Linked DNA regions of Homo sapiens: region 2 is linked to region 1. A link is a loop called in an ENCODE intact Hi-C map of the cell type or tissue named here. Cell type or tissue: HepG2. All regions are shown on one strand. Each heading gives the region's core, and the rest is flanking DNA. Links, peaks and the distances in the headings are about the cores only.

What was found. A loop is a pair of places that touch in the nucleus more often than their neighbours do. Peaks named below come from ENCODE experiments on the same cell type or tissue, not always from the same donor. Only the 100,000 strongest peaks of a DNase experiment are listed, where the experiment ranks them.
Region 2: it touches region 1 in a loop (4-fold over the local background); 13 of 110 quality-filtered maps call a loop at or near these places.

Annotation. Positions count from the first base shown.
Region 1 is chr9:105,329,360-105,332,280 of GRCh38, forward strand. The region is part of intron 3 of SLC44A1 (solute carrier family 44 member 1); the gene reads left to right. Among named protein-coding and RNA genes, the nearest start is that of SLC44A1, 86 kb to the left of the region's middle. In HepG2, for the core only: no CTCF peak of the experiment used is centred there; DNase peaks (open chromatin) are centred at 1,552 and 2,592.
Region 2 is chr9:105,250,696-105,253,616 of GRCh38, forward strand. All of the region lies in intron 1 of SLC44A1 (solute carrier family 44 member 1), which reads left to right. Among named protein-coding and RNA genes, the nearest start is that of SLC44A1, 7.5 kb to the left of the region's middle. In HepG2, for the core only: a CTCF peak has its summit at 1,253; a DNase peak (open chromatin) is centred at 1,536; H3K4me3 peaks cover 1,138 bases.

The DNA.
Region 1 (2,921 bases), core at 99-2,598:
TTGGAGAGGAGAGCAGCCAAATTCGGCAGGAGGCAGCCAAATTCGGCAGGAGGCGGCCAGCAGATCTAGTATCTGCTTGCCACCTTTTGCTCCAAAAAGTCTTGTCACAGAGTTGCCATGGCAGCAGGAGGCAATTTAATGGCAAAGGCTCATCTCTGGATCAGCGCTGCTGTTCCCCAGCCATTCCCTCTCTAGCCTTCAATTCGAGGGGCTGGCCATACCAGGGTATCACTGTTCCGTGGCCATTTGAGTACGTGTTGCCTAATGGAAGAGCTGTAAGATCTTCCAGATTCTAAGGACGGCTACATTTTCTATCCCCTGCTTCTCCTTGGTGCATAGCTCTTTGATACCCCATCCTATAGTCGACTTTATCAGATTATTTGCAGTTCCTTAAATATGCTCTTTCATGATTCTGTGCTTTTAGACATGCAGTTTTCTCTGCCTAGAGTGCTCCCTTCCCCATCTGTCTGGAAAATTCCTACTCAATTTCAAAATATGGCTTAGATACTGCCTCCTCCTCCTTAATGGTTTCTCTAACCCCTTATCCTCCATGCAGAATTACACAATTTCCACTGACATCTCAGCCTTGCCTCCTATCACATGGTTTTTAAATGACTGTATATATTTTTGTGTGTTCTTCTCTAGACTGTAACTTACTTGCATTCAAGAACTATATTTTATGAATTTGGTATCCAAAGGGTCTGGCCCAGGAGTATACACCTAGTAATGTTTGTTATAAATGAAGTTTTTCTTATCCTATTTAATTCCTGTCACGTGAGTGTTGCATACCACATAGAGTACAGCCCTATATCATGTACAGGTAGGGCTTTGTCTGTCAGGGATCCCAGAAGATTAGGGATCTCCAGGGATCCCAGAAGATTGCACTGATTTAATCAACTGACTTGCTGGTCTGTAACTCACTTTCCTTTGCATTTATTCTCACTTTACAGTTTGAACTGGAAAGTTAGGTTAGTCACCCAGCTTGCCAGTCAGTTCCATCATTTGTTGAATTAGGATGTTGTGAGGCTAAAGCCTGTAATGCTTTGTGACTCAAAGTAAATTATTGGTGAATCTTATTTTCTTTACCTTCTCCTATCTTCAGTAAAGAAAGTAAAAGCAAAACAGAAGTTTAAACCAGTTTTAAACCTTCTATGGCATCATATCATTCATTTTAATCTTGCTCTGAGTGCAGCTTTAAAAGTCACTTCTTTTCTGACTCTTATCCTTTTTCCTGAGTTTCAGTGATATAATGTCCCACCTTTGTCTCGTTTCCCTGTTTTCATCTTTGGTGCATCTGTCCTCCTCGTTCACCTTGTAGACAGAGCATTTTATTCAGACATCTCTCCTTTTCCTGCCTGTTGGGATAATTTGTTATTGTATCTCAAAAATATCCATTTAAAAATAAACCTTTTCCTCTTCCTCAGATAATTTCTGGAAACCACCCCAACTGTAATAAATACACATTTACATGCCTTACCAGCTGTCCTCTGTAATGTTTGCTTTGCAGTTTGGTCTGAGCATTTTTCTCCATTCCCATCTACCTTTTAAGTTCAAAGCTTACTTAGGCTGTTTTGCAATTCCCTTTGCAAATGCATTTCTGTATCATCTGATCATGCTATGTGCATATTGTATATGCCAATGCCTGCAGGTGTCTAGGCTGTTTTGTTTATAGAGTATTTTTCTGTTACTGCTTCTTGTCTTTCATTCTCACTTTTGGTATTTTATTTATTCCTGTTCCTCTAAAGGATATGAAACTTAAAGCTGTATTTAAGTTATTAATAAGCTTAGTAAAAGATTCACTGAGGATAACAACGACAAACTTGCTCTTAACTTAGGTTTATGGATTATCTGTGACATGGGCTCTCCACCTTGGAGATGGCATAGGGAAGGGGGAGGTATGGAGGCCAAGGCACATAATCAGAGTTGGCCTGAGAAGCTTTTTCAAAATGTATGTGCTGCATCTCTTTCCTGATCCTTGCCCTGTTGGGAGTGAAAGTAGGTGGATACTGCGTGTTACCCTCTCAGCTGAAATACTCATCTGTAGTTTTCAGTTACAATAATCTGGTTTGTCAATACCATGCTTATTACGATTATTTGTTTCATTGTCTAAAAATAAAACTATCAGTTCATTTTGTTTAAAGTGAAAACTGAAAAACTAATGTAAGCATTTATTTACCTGGTTAAGGACATTTTCCAATCAAAAGGCAAGAAAGTGCAGTTTTAATAAATCATAAATTGGTTTGATACAAGCACTTGGCCTCCTATAAATATTCAGTTAAATATGAATTAGTTAAAGTATAATTACTTTTAAGCATGTTGCCATGGATTGGATGAACTTCAGAATGCTGGAAACAGAATATTCAAAGTTAATAGAGAACAGTTAAATTTACTAATGATATTTGTAGGAAATATTTTGGAATAGTGCAGAATGGAAACAGTGAAACTCAGAATCAGAGGTACTATGTTTGAATTCATGCTTTGGCACCTACTAGCTCTCTTGGGCCTGGTGGTTAGGCCTCAAGGCCTCAGTTTTAACATCTTTGGAATAGTTATGGCCCCTACCTCACAGAGTTGTTGCAAAGATCAAATAAGTTCTTGAATGTGACAGTGACTAACACCTACACACCCAACAAATGTTAATAGAATCTGAACCTAAGGTCAAGGTCTGTATGTTATTTTTAACTTCATGTGTGTGCATTTGAATATGTGAAAGGCATAGAGAATTAAGCTTAATATCTTTTCTTTTCCTTCTTTGTTTCTTTTTTTTTTTTTTTTTTTGAGACACAGTCTCGCTCTGTTGCCCAGGCTGGAGTGCGGTGGTGCGACCTCGGCTCACTGCAATCTCCGCCTCCTGGGTTCAAGCGATTCTCCTGCCTCAGCCTCCCAAGTAGCTGGAATTACAGGTGCCTGCCACCACACTC
Region 2 (2,921 bases), core at 232-2,731, 79 kb before region 1:
TTCTGTAGTACAGTACTATTAATTCTTAATGTCTCAGGCTTTCTTTTCCTTTCATCCTTGGCTGCACATTGGAATCACTTGGAGAAGTTTACAAATGTTATGGAAGTGATGCCTGGGTCCTATTCCCAAAGATTCTTATGTATTGGTCCAAGACTGCGGGCTGGGCATCAAAAAAAGTTTTTTTTTCTGTTTTATAAGTGCTTCTTGCAGAGCAGGGCTAACCCATAATAGTACACCCAGAGTAGCCAGCATCAAAACTTTTAAAAGTTCCCCTGGTAGCCCTCGTGTGTCACCAAGTTTGAGAGCCACTCTTCCTTACCCTTTCTCTAGGTAATTTCATCCCTCGTATGGCTTCAGTTACAGTCTGTATGTTAACAGTTCCCAAACTAAATTACTGTCCTGGTCGCTGATCCTTATATCCAACTGATTAATTAGCATTTACACTAGAATATTGTACAGGCAACTCAAACTCAGCATGTTTAAATCTGTCCTCAAAATCGTACCCCTCACCCCCGGCTTTTTCAGTACTTTATCTCTGGTTCACCGAATGATACCAATGCCCTGGTTGTGGAAACTGGAGACTCGAGTCCTGTAGGGAACCTGCCTCTCACTCTTCTATATCTAGTCACCACATCTTGCCTCTTTGACCTTCTCAACGTCACTGCCAGCACTCCGGTTCAAGCCTCTGTCATCTCCAGCCCAGTACCTTGGTTACAGATCTCTCCGTAACTGTTCATGCTCCCTTCTAATTTTTCTTCGTATTGCAGTCTTGGTGATCTTTGAAAAATCCCAAGCTAATTGTGTTCCTCTCCTACTTAAAACCCTTTAATGGTTTCCCATTGCTCTTAGGACAAAGACCAGAACCCTTGACCCTGGACAACAAGACCCTGTGTGTGGCTGTTCTCCATCTCTCTATAGGGTCACCTTGTGGTGTGCTTTTCTTTGCTCATTGCACTGCAGCCTCACAGATTCTTCAGTTGGTTGTATTCCTTCCTCTTAGAGGGCTTTTGCATATGTGGTTCACTTGTCTAGGAGGCTCTTTGCTTTGCTCCCTGGCTTTTGGCTGGTTGCTTTAAGTTTCAGTCTGAAAGTCACTTCCTTGGAAAAGCCTTTTCTGATCCCTTCAAACTAGGCCATGTCTCCTCATTAAACTCTCATAGCCTTATGTGTTTTCCCTGTGAGCACTTAAAGCAGTAAACACGTAATTTTACAGTTAATATTAATGTCTAGACTAGGTGGCGGCAAACTACAGCCCATGGGCCAAATCTGACCTGCTACCTGTTTTTTATGGCTTACGAGCTAAGAATGGTCTTTACGTTTTTAAGTGGTTGAAACAAATCAAAAGAATATGATTTCATGAGAAATTTATTTAATAAATTATGAAATTTTAATTTCATTCACAAGGTTTTATTGGGACACAGTCATATTAATTCATTTACTTGTCTATAGCTGCTTTCATATGACAGTGTCAGAGTTGAGTAGTTGTGACAGAGGCCTTATGGCCTGCAAGCATAAATATTTACTCTGTGTCCCTTTACAGAAAATGTTTGCTGACCCTTGCTCTAGGCTGAGTTGATGAAGAGAGGGGCCGTGTTTGCTTTGTTTATTGCCATCTTGGTGCTTAGCTGGTACCAATACATGGTAGGTACTCATGAAATATTTGAATGAATTAACAGATATTCTGTTTCCCTCCATGGATAGAGGTGATTGAACTCCTACCTTAGAACACTGGGGTTTTAAAATTCATTATAAGAATTTTAAAACGATTCTTCTTTGGAAGACTCTTAACAGCATGTTCAGGGCTCTCTTAAGCAGCTTGTCTGTTGAAGGTATACATGTCACGTATGGAGCAAGTATACTTATAAAGGTGTAAGTTACTGGGTCAAGGTGGACAGGAAAGGGCTAGTGCGCTCAAGTAATGGACCAGTCAGATTTACAGTGGTGATGTTTTTATAGCAGGCACAAATGGGTGAGACTTTATGGCAAGCGTTGTAAAGAAAACGTGTTTGAGCTGGTGAAAAATTTAAGTCATTAAAGAGTTAGACATTGTTATCTCTGCTGTGGGAATTCACTCTGTGAAGATGGTTAAAGTTTTTGACACAGTAATATTTCCTCCTTTTTGATACTTTTTGTTTTCTAATTTATTTGGAATATAGCATAGCATAATGTTCCAATTTTGAATTTATGCATTGTGTAAAATTTAGTAATTTTTTTGGCAATTTAAAAAACAGATTTACATTTTTCAGTATGTTTTATTATACTCAATAGAGGGATGCCAGTTTTTCCCCTCTGGGGGACTCCTTTGTAATTGTATAATATGATAATGTTGTATAATAGGATTCATTTAACAAACATTTGGTTGATAAACCCCTGGAATTTATTTTTTTGTGAAAATATTATTATTCCTTTTAGTTACTCTCTACAATATCCCACAACCAGATATTTAGACTTATTTAGTAGGAAAACCCTTAAAAGCAACTTTTATTCAAATTTTTAAGGTTGCCAGAAATGCTGAAAATTATTAAATGGAAGTGTTTGACTTCTGGATATGTTTATAATATGTAAAGTAAAAAAACCAGCAGGAAGATGGAAAAATTGGAAACATGATTACTTCAAGATATTTAAGTAGCAGGGAAGGTATTAAAGTTTGTTTGTTTTTGTAGATTTGTGATAATATAATCATGATTATGATCTCAGAAAATTCTTCATTTTGAACTACTTATGATGTTACAGCTATAAGAAATAAAAAAGGCTGGGTTTGGTGGCTCACACGTATAATCCCAACACTTTGGGAGGCTGAGGCAGGAGGATTACTTGAAGCCAGGAGTTCTAGACCATCCTGGGCAATATAGTGAGACCCATCTCTACAAAAAATAGCAAAACAAATTAGCCAGGTATGGTGTCGTGTGCTTTTGGTCTCA